2 separate regions of the Homo sapiens genome follow, and region 2 is linked to region 1. A link is an interaction called in ENCODE POLR2A ChIA-PET data of the cell type or tissue named here. Cell type or tissue: Panc1. All regions are shown on one strand. Each heading gives the region's core, and the rest is flanking DNA. Links, peaks and the distances in the headings are about the cores only.

Evidence for each region. ChIA-PET counts read pairs that join two places held together with the same protein. Peaks named below come from ENCODE experiments on the same cell type or tissue, not always from the same donor. Only the 100,000 strongest peaks of a DNase experiment are listed, where the experiment ranks them.
Region 2: POLR2A ChIA-PET joins it to region 1 with 5 read pairs; 2 of 35 experiments call an interaction of 5 or more read pairs at or near these places.

Annotation. Positions count from the first base shown.
Region 1 is chr6:10,308,612-10,313,464 of GRCh38, reverse strand. No RefSeq gene overlaps it. Among named protein-coding and RNA genes, the nearest start is that of TFAP2A-AS2, 93 kb to the left of the region's middle. In Panc1, for the core only: no CTCF peak of the experiment used is centred there; no DNase peak of the experiment used is centred there; H3K4me3 peaks cover 694 bases; H3K27ac peaks cover 2,500 bases.
Region 2 is chr6:9,988,692-9,993,544 of GRCh38, reverse strand. It overlaps the pseudogene OFCC1. Among named protein-coding and RNA genes, the nearest start is that of TFAP2A-AS2, 410 kb to the left of the region's middle. In Panc1, for the core only: no CTCF peak of the experiment used is centred there; no DNase peak of the experiment used is centred there; H3K27ac peaks cover 128 bases.

The sequences.
Region 1 (4,853 bases), core at 1,305-3,804:
CATCTGCCTATTCTTGGTCTGCTAGAAGCTTACAGTCTGATTTGTCTTATAAATGTCACGTATTAAAATGTCCATGAGGCCACTTAGAATTTAAAATATTTTGAATAAAGTGTTTCAATGTGAAACTACTTCTCTATACAAGATTTCTGTGCATGAAGAGAAAAGGAATACAATTGGTCTTAGAAATGAGTAAGGTAAGTACTTCTTAATATTTTGAGGCTGTGCTACTCTGGGGACACTGCCTATGGGGTAGCCCTGCCCCATAAGGAGCAATAAAAAATAAGTAAAATAAAATAAAAATTTTGAGGCTGGATAAAATTGACTACACTTGAAAAACTGGGTCCTTTCTGTTTTTATTTTTTTGATTTTTTTGAGACCGAGTTTTGCTCTTGTCGCCCAGGCTGGAGTGCAATGTGATCTTGGCTCACTGCAACCTCCACCTCCCAGGTTCAAATGATTCTCCGGTCTCGGCCTCCAAGCGCCCACCACCACGCCCAGCTAATTTTTTTGTATTTTTAGTAGAGACGGGGTTTCACCATGTTGGCCAGGCTTGTCTCGAACTCCCAACCTCAGGAAAGGGAATATAGTATCCTATACTATCAAAGCAAAATGTAAAACTTTATTTAAAATCAGGGCAGGCTATGACGTGCTTCCTAGTCTTGAGTAGTATGTGGGGTTTCTGAATATGGAAGCCATATCAACAAACAGCGGCGACAGTTCGTGCAAATTGAGCACCAGACTAAAAGCAGGTAGGGTTCCTGGGAAGGAAGCGCTGTAATTCGAAACTCAGATTAGCCATTTTCTCCGCGGTAAAACAGAGACCACAAAGTAAACCTACTCACTCAGCGGACTCCCTGGCTGCGGCAGCTCCCTTTGAAGATACATTTATTTTCTAAAGAAAGCTGGTAAAAACCACTGACTATATTTAGCGTATGAAATGAATGTGATTGATTTTTGTTTCAGTGATTCTGCTTATAGAACATTTCTTTCTTTCTTTCTTTCTTTTTTTTTTTTTTTTTGAGACAGAGTCTCTGTCGCCCAGGCTGGAGTGCAGTGGCGCGATCTCAGCTCACTGCAACTTCCGCCTCCTGGGTTCAAGCGATTCTTCTGCCTCAGCCTACCTAGTAGCTGGGACTACAGGCATGCGCCACCACACCTGGCTAATTTTTTTGGTGTTTTTAGTAGAGACAGGATGTTGGCCAGGCTGGTCTCGAATTCCTGACCTCAAGTGATCCACCTGCCTTGGCCTCCCAAAGTGCTGGGATTACAGGCATAAGCCACCGCACCCAGCCTAGAACATTTTTAAGTATTGCTCAGAAATGTCCCAAAGGTGGGAGTTTTTCAGACACGTGAAACAGAAGTTCAGTTTGTCTTTCCTTACCCTTTTTTTTTTTTTTTTTGGAAAGTTTTCCTAGAGATCATGCAACAATAAACACAACCAAATATTAAAGTTCATTTTTTTTTTCGTTTGAGATAGGATCTCACTCTGTTGCCCAGGCTGGAGTGCAGTGGCATGATCACTGCTTACTGTAGCCTTGACCTCCTGGGCTCAAGTGATCCTCCTACCTCAGCCTCCTGAGTGGCTGGAACCACAGGCACACATCACCACACGCAGCTAATTTTTAAAATTATTTGTAGAGATGAGGTCTTACTATGTTGCCCAGGCTGGTCTTGAATTCTTGGGCTCAAGCGATCCTCCAGTTTCAGCCTCCCAAAGTGCTGGAATTACAGGCATGAGTCACCGCTCCTGGCCTGAAATTTCATTTTGTATGGAAATCTGTGAAACAAAACAAGCGTAGCTTCTCACCTTTCTCAGCGCCCACTTCATGCTCTGATCAATTAATTCAGAGTAATAGAAATGCAAGTGGTTGTTGGAATGCATTTGTTTGGAAACAGTACATCCAACTAAATGATTCCGATTTTTTTTTCAAAGTCCCAGATACGGGACATTAAAAAAACAAAAAGTGTACCTTGCGTACAAATTTTCTTTTAAACATACCAGAATGCTGTGTTTGCCTTTTGCTGTCTCAGCCTGCTTAGGAATTCCTAATGAGTAAACCGTAGCATTTAACAGTAAAATATGGTTATGGCTCTTAAATGCAGGCTACATTTAACAACCGTATATTGATTTTTTTCTTGTAATTTTATTTCCATGAACATTTCTGGTTTCTTAATTAGTAGCCTTTTAGAGAAAGATTTAACATTCTATCAGAGAGTTTGGCTTCTGTGATACAGCTTCTCAAGGGAGAGAAAGCTCTAGACTCGTAGCCCCTGTTGGGGAGGAAGAAGGCCAACACGCTATGCATACATGTGCAGATGTACACAGACACATGGCCCTCCCTCCCTTGCCTGCCAACACAATTAAGACAAAATCGCCGTGGTGAACCTGGCGACAAAACTCAACAATCTCCAATTGCACACTCACCCTGTAACGGGAAGAACTGTGTACCCCATGTTCCTTATTAAACCGAAGTATTTTATTTAATGAGCATGACTCACGCAAGGTGTTGCCATAAATCATCGGCTGGTTTACAAACTCAATAACTAGGCTTCCTGCTATAACTAGGCTGTGCACACCTTAAATTATTAACACGCCAGGGCCTTAAGGCAGATCTTTGATGATGATGATATAAACACTGTGAAGACAAGGTGCTCTCTCAGCAAAAGATTATTGACTCTAATTACCATTTACCACAGGAAAAAGAAAAGAAAAGACAATAAAATATGAGGGAGAATTTAAATCTAAGATTTAATTTTATGAGGAGCTTTAAATGCCCCCACCCCACAACTTTTTTCCTTTCGTTTTTTTTTCTTTTTTTCTTCTTATTTGCGGCTGCTGTACCAACCCGACTGAACTGCTGGTGTATAATGATAGCCCATGGTTGGCTAACCTTAAAAGGATGACCGTTGTTAAGAGGAAAGGAGGGAAAAGAATGGAAACAGGAGAGACTCTGCAGTGGATATGATGTAAATTCTTTGAAATGTGATGGAAAAAGGCCAGGGGGAAGAGAAAATGATAATACACTGGAAAGAAATCCCAGCTTTAATTGTTTTCATGTATATACGTAATAAAAAGGTTAAAGGACTAATATGCCTGGCTCCAGTCATTTTGGTTAGTAAACTAGAACTTCAGGTCAGCTTTTTAAAAGGAGTAATCTGCTCTTATTACGTGCTTGGGTTTTACTGCGTCCTCATTACACAGTTGTTGGAAGGATGCAAAGAAGTTAAAATGAGAGAGGCTTAATGATAAGAGAGCTTATTAAAAAATGAAAATCCAGACAAATGACACATGGCTCGTAGTTGCATACATAATATGTGTTTGCTTTCTGGTTATTTGTGGAAGGTGGACATATCAGCTGGGGAAGGAGTGCCTAGGACGAATGAAAAGTGGAAAAAGAGGCTCAGTTTAGCTTCCTGCTGTCAAAGGCTTTTGTTCTGCCTTCCCCTGCGGTTTTGCAGATTTCTCATTTCAAGGGCTGACTCTCTGCTCAGGTCATTGTCTCTGTAGGCTAAATTGTTGGCTTAAATTTCTACCATTAAAACAACTACAAGTTGTCATCTAATATTTATTTATGGAATCATTCTGGAATGTTGGAGTTGGAAAGGACTTTGGAAATGATCAACCTCTTTATTTTGCAAAGGTGAACATTTCATCCCTGAAGGGTGAAGTGATTTGGCCAACACCTCTCCCAGGTCTGTAGACCTCTGAATGAAGGTGGAACCCAAATCAGCCTCTTGCTCTGTCAGAAAGTGGCGTCTGCTGGAACTCATCTCAGAAAACACAGGAATGTAGTCAGTGATTGGGAAATTCACTATTGGCCTCATACATAAAATAGGTGACGCTGATTACTCTATCTGTCCTGGGGATATTTAAAGCAGGTCTTACAATCCAATGAAACTGTTAAAATATGACCAGAATGTGGAAAAAAGAATCTGTGATACAGGTTTAAAACTCTTTGCTTTTAATTTAAATAGCTTTGCTAGATTTTAGGATCATGTAAGATTTTTGGAAAAGGGCAGATTCAGGGACATAAGAATCTGCTCCCAAGCCCTATTTTCTCTAGTATTTCTTGGAGGTCACCTGTGCATCTATTCTAGTCTATTCTTAGACTGCTAGGGGACAGAAATGAGGAAGCTATTACAGGCACTAGGAGCCTTCTTCAAGAGACCTTTTGGTGCACCTATGCTGGTTTTGCCATCTGGTAAAGATGTTGTGTGAGTTATGGCTGTCTTACCCAATACAACACACTGGTTGCATCTGGACCAGGTCTTGCTACAGAGCAGCACTTGGGGACCAGGCATCATGCCTTCCTTCCCTGGATACAAAAAGATGAATCTACATGTAAAGGGAAAGACAAACGATGCCTTTCAATATTTTTGGGAAAATACTTCATGGTTACTTCTCTCTCTGGTCATTCTCTTCCTCTCCATGCTGGATCACCACTTGAGATTGGAAACCCAAGACTCACCCACTCAGGATCCTCGGACTATTTCTGATGCTTCCCAGGAGCAAGAGTGTTCTGTTCAACTTCCACTTGGGGTTTTCCAATTGTCTTTGTAATTATAATATCTTACACGGGGCTTCCAAAACGCTTTTATTGTATAGTCTTATTTTTCTTCATGTTGAGGAAAGGTAATGTAATTTTGTCCTTCCTCATTAAATAATGGGTGTAATTCAACTTCCTAGTTGAATTATGCCTCAAAGGTAACCACACATAAATATTGTGAGAAATAATTCCTATATGAGGTATATCATACAGCCTCATAAAAAACCTAGAATTCCTAGGGCCAGGCATGGTGGCTCATGCCTATAATCCCAGAACTTTGGGAAGTGAAGGTGGGTGGATCACTGG
Region 2 (4,853 bases), core at 1,355-3,854, 320 kb after region 1:
CAGCCTCCCAAAGTGCTGGGATTACAGGTGTGAGCCACCACGCCCGGCCATGAACCTGGAATTCTAATGTCCAAGGCAGGAAAATATTGATATCCCAGCTCCAGAGGACAGAGTGAATTTGCCTTTCCCCTGCCCTTATGTTCTCTCGGTGCCCTTGACAGACTGGATAATACTCGCCCATACTGGTGAGGGGAGAGCTTCCTTACTGAGTCCACTCATTCATATGCCAACCTCCTCTGAAAACACTCTCACAGATACACCCAGAAATGATGCTTTACAAGTTATCTGGGTATCCCGTCAGGTTGACACCTGAAATTAGCCATCATACCTTCTTATTTGCAGCTGGTAAAATATGATTTTTATCTTTTAGATTTAAAAACATGGCAAAAAGGTGGTATCTTTCTTTAGGGATTCTTTTTGGGTGGTTCTCTGGGCCCTCTGTGAATCTATATTGAAACTTTTTTAAGTCAAGAAAATAATTTGAATAACACTAATTTCATTTCGGGTCCCTTCTCTTTCCTGTAATATCTCTGCCATTAATCATTTGGATGAACTATATCATTGTAGATTATTAGGACTATTTTCTCAGTTTCCCTTACATGACTATTGCCACATTTTATAGATTCTTTTGATGTAGACATGTAGTAGTAATGTTTCTTTAGCGTAACTGATTTGTTGCTGTATGGCATTAGATTTTTCTCTGTTATAGATCCTAAATAAATTTATAAAAGTATCTACACTTTATTGGGTATATAATGCTCCTTGATCTGTCTTAAGGGCTCAATCAGCATTATCTTATTCAATTCATATAGCAACTTTCCTTTGATTGTGTTGTTATTACTCTGATTAAACAGAAAAATCTGAAGGAGAATAGAGTTAAATGGCTTGGCCAAGACCACAGGGATAAAAAGTTATAAAGCTATGCTTCAAATTCAGTGTGTCTCCCTTGTTTCGTGTGTGTGTGTGTGTGTGTGTGTGTGTGTGTGTGTGTGTTTAAATCACAGTATGTTCTTTGTCTTGGCTATCATTACTTCCATTTTAAAAAATAATTAGAATAAGTTTGCTTATATTTGTGTGCAACTCTTGATATTTATGCTCCTACTTTTTGGAGTCTACTTGCTTATGGTCTGCTTGCTTTTTAAATTTAGATTTTTGTTAGGTTTATCTTGTGTCTTGTTTGCTTCCGTATTGTCTTTCTTCTTCCTTCATTCTGACCTGTTTTATTTCTTTTGCCTTATTTTGCTTCCTAAGTGCTAACCCTTCTTCTGGATTATAACATCATTTGCATCAAGGCATTTGCTGATCTTGGAGCAAAAAGAAAAAAGCATAATGTCTTTGCAAATAATGTGTTCACTTATGTCTACACTGGCCAGATGTAGTAATACTGAAGTTCTGATGTAAGAGCCTGATATTGTGTCAGCATTGGTCAGCTCACCCTAAATCTATATAATGCTTAACCTGTGACATAATAAACAATTCACCATTGTGAGAGAGAAACAAAGAGAAGCACAAAATGTGATTATAAGCTACAGAATTACAGTCCTTTATTTTATGAGTGCAAAAATACAATACACCTAACAAGTATTCAAGTCCTAGTTTGTTGGTTTTCAGCCCTTTTTTTTTTTTTTTTTCAGAGAAAAGATGCCCCAAGAGGCCAGATAAGGGAAAATATAAATCCGGATTTTTTTGGTTGTTAACTTAATCTCTCTGTTGTGACTCAAATAATATTAAGTGCATTTATTGTTTGACTTAGCTTACATTAGGGACATGAGTGAGACCTCACTCAGAGTATACCTTTTTCAGGTCTGGCACCTTTACAACAGCAACTAAATATAATTTTGCTTCAGTTTGGGTTTCCCAAGCATAAAATATAAAGCACATAGAATTCACTTTATTAATGCATGCCCAAGATTTCTAAACTTTTGTAACACTTGGTATTTGTTGAAGCATTAATATAAACCCAGCTCAAATACTTCACTCTGTAAGGGTGTATCATTTTATTTAAAAAAGATTAGCTATTTTTTGAACAAAAATAGGACAGAACTATGACAGCCTCAAATAAAGAAAGAATGCAGAGGACGGCAGAAGGAAATAATTGTAACACAGGTGATTTTTGCTTTGCAATAGAATTTTGTGGTGTCTTTCTCTCTCACTTCTCTCTCTTGCTCTCTCGCTTTCTCTTGTCTTTCTGTGTGTGTGTGTGTGTGTGTGTGTGTGTGTGTGTGTGTGTGTGTGTGTATGTTTTTGTTATTTTAAATTCTGGCCTGAAAGTCAAGATACACTAGTTAGACTGGTTCCCAAGCACAGCTATGTCATGGGTTGGATGTTTATGCAACATATAACTTTACCAAAATTGTCTTTAGTGGTTACTTTGGAATAAAAGATGTTTGGGGTGAATTGTATCCTTCATCACAATTTCTATTAGGTAGATGAAACTTTTTATTTTCCTACAACTTGTTCCTTTTTATTTTATTGAGCTAAAATTGAAGTGCAATAAACTACGTATATTTAAAGTTTACGATTTCAACAGTTTTGACACAGGTACACACCCTTAAAGTCATCATCACAATCAAGTTAGCAAACATGTCTGTCTGTGTACAAATTTCCTTGTACCTTTTTGAAATTCATGTCTCCTTCCACATCAACCCCAGGAAACACCAACCTGCTTCCCATCACTACAAATTGGTTTTCATGTTATAGAATTTATACAAATGGAATCATATAGTATATTGTCTTTATTGCCTGGTCTCTTCTACTTGACATAATAATTTTAAGATTCATCCATATTATTACATATATTAATAGTTCATTCCTTTTTATTGCTGAGTAGTATTCCACTGTATGGATATATTTTAATTTTGAGTTTTTCAAAGTATTTGGTTATAAAGAAAGCTGCTATGAATATTTTCATATTCAAATGTGGGCACATTTGTTTGTATCTTGTGGGTCAATGGCTAGAACTGGAATGACTGGATGGTATGGTAGGTGTATTTTAACATTTTAAGAAATGACTGAACTGTTTTCCAAAATGTTTGTCCCATTTTACATCCCATTGGCGCTACATGAAGGTTCCCATCCCTCTTCATCCTTGCCGACACTTGGTATGGTCAACCTTTTACATGTTAGAAAATCTCATGCATGTGCAGTGTTATCTTTCTGTGGCTTTGGTTTGCATTTTCTTTATGACCAGTGACATGAAGCGTCTTTTCCTGGGCTTATTGACCATTTATATATCTTTCCTTTTGTGAAATGTTCATTCAAATTTTTTGCCCATTTAAAAAATTGAGTTGTTTGTCTTCTTCTTTAGTTGTGAGAGTTCTTTATGTATTCTGGATACAAATTCTGGTGTGCTAGATGTATTGCCAATATTTATCCCCAGCCTTTTACATAATTAATGGTACTTTTCAAAAAGAAAAAGTTTTACGTTTTGATGAAATCCAATATCATATATATATATATATTCTATCTTTGCTTACTCCAAAGTTGTGAAGATTTTTGCCCCTGTGTCTTTCTAAGAATTTTTGTAGTTTTAGGTTTTATGTTTAGATCTGTGTTCTATTTCAAGTTAACTTTTGTAAATGTTGTATGGTAAAAGTTAATTTTTTTTTTCCATATGGACTTCCAGTTGATCTAGCACCACTGTTGAAAAAACTTTTATACCTCCATTGAATTACTCTGGAACCTTTATTGAAAATCAGTTGATCAGGTGGATTCACTTTTTTTTTTTTTTTTTTTTTTTTGGTTTTGGTTTCCTCTCTTACTCATTTCACACTGGCACAAACCCCCTTGGGTTCTAGTACCACAGTTCATGCATTTGTCATATTTTACGTAAAAATATCTGAATGACAAAATTCCCCCGAATTCTTAACATCCTCTAAGTATGTTACTGCTCATGGCATGCTTTTGTGCCATCAGGATACAATGTATGGTGAATGTTCCATCCGTGGCAGAAAATCGAAGGTCAGGGAAGTCACTGTCAACTACAAGATAGTTGCTCTTGGTAATATGTGGTCGGGCAATTTTCTCACACTTGGTGTGGGAGAACAGTCTGTTTTTGGATTTCTTCTACATCTGAAGGAAGTTTGGAACATTTCTCAGTTACATTTTATAATTCAGATTAAATAGAACTCCTTTCAGGTGCAGAAAAAAATAAATCATACTTCTAAGTCTATGGTTCTCAATAAGGGGAAGAGTGAGTTTTGCTTCTCAGAGAGGCAATGTCTGTCAAAAATGACACACTTTTTGTTATCACTACTGGCATCTAGTGAGTAGAGTCCAGGGATGTTGCAAAATAGCCCAAGATGCATAGGACAGTCTCCGTCACTCCTACATAGGAGAAATAGCTGGCCCCAAATTTCAGTAGTGTTGCTGTTGAGAGACTCTGCTTTAAGTATACAAATACTTAGATCCAAATCCGGCCCAGAAAGTATTCCTATACCTTCACTCCCTCTAACACTTAAGAGGTTAAAATAAGATAGGTTCGTGATTTCTTTTTAACTAAATGGCTGTTGTGCATGTAAAACAATCTTTGTCACTTTTTTCACCCATGACCCTCTGGGGGTCATATTTTTAATTTGTCGACTGTGTCACTGTGTGAAGAGTAGTGGACTTGGGTCAAAACACATGGACTGTATTCATGCCTCCAACAGATCCCAGAGGCACTTGAGTTAAAATGAGAAGATGTGGTTTGCATCTAGACTGTTTTCTGTCACATGCTGGCTTGTATGTCCTCAGAAAAGCCTCTTAAAAATTCCCTGAGCTTCAAATGGGAATAATTATAAATTTTAAAAATTTAAATATAAAAATATTGAGCTTTAAAATGCGAATGAACTTTAAAATGGGAATAATTTCAT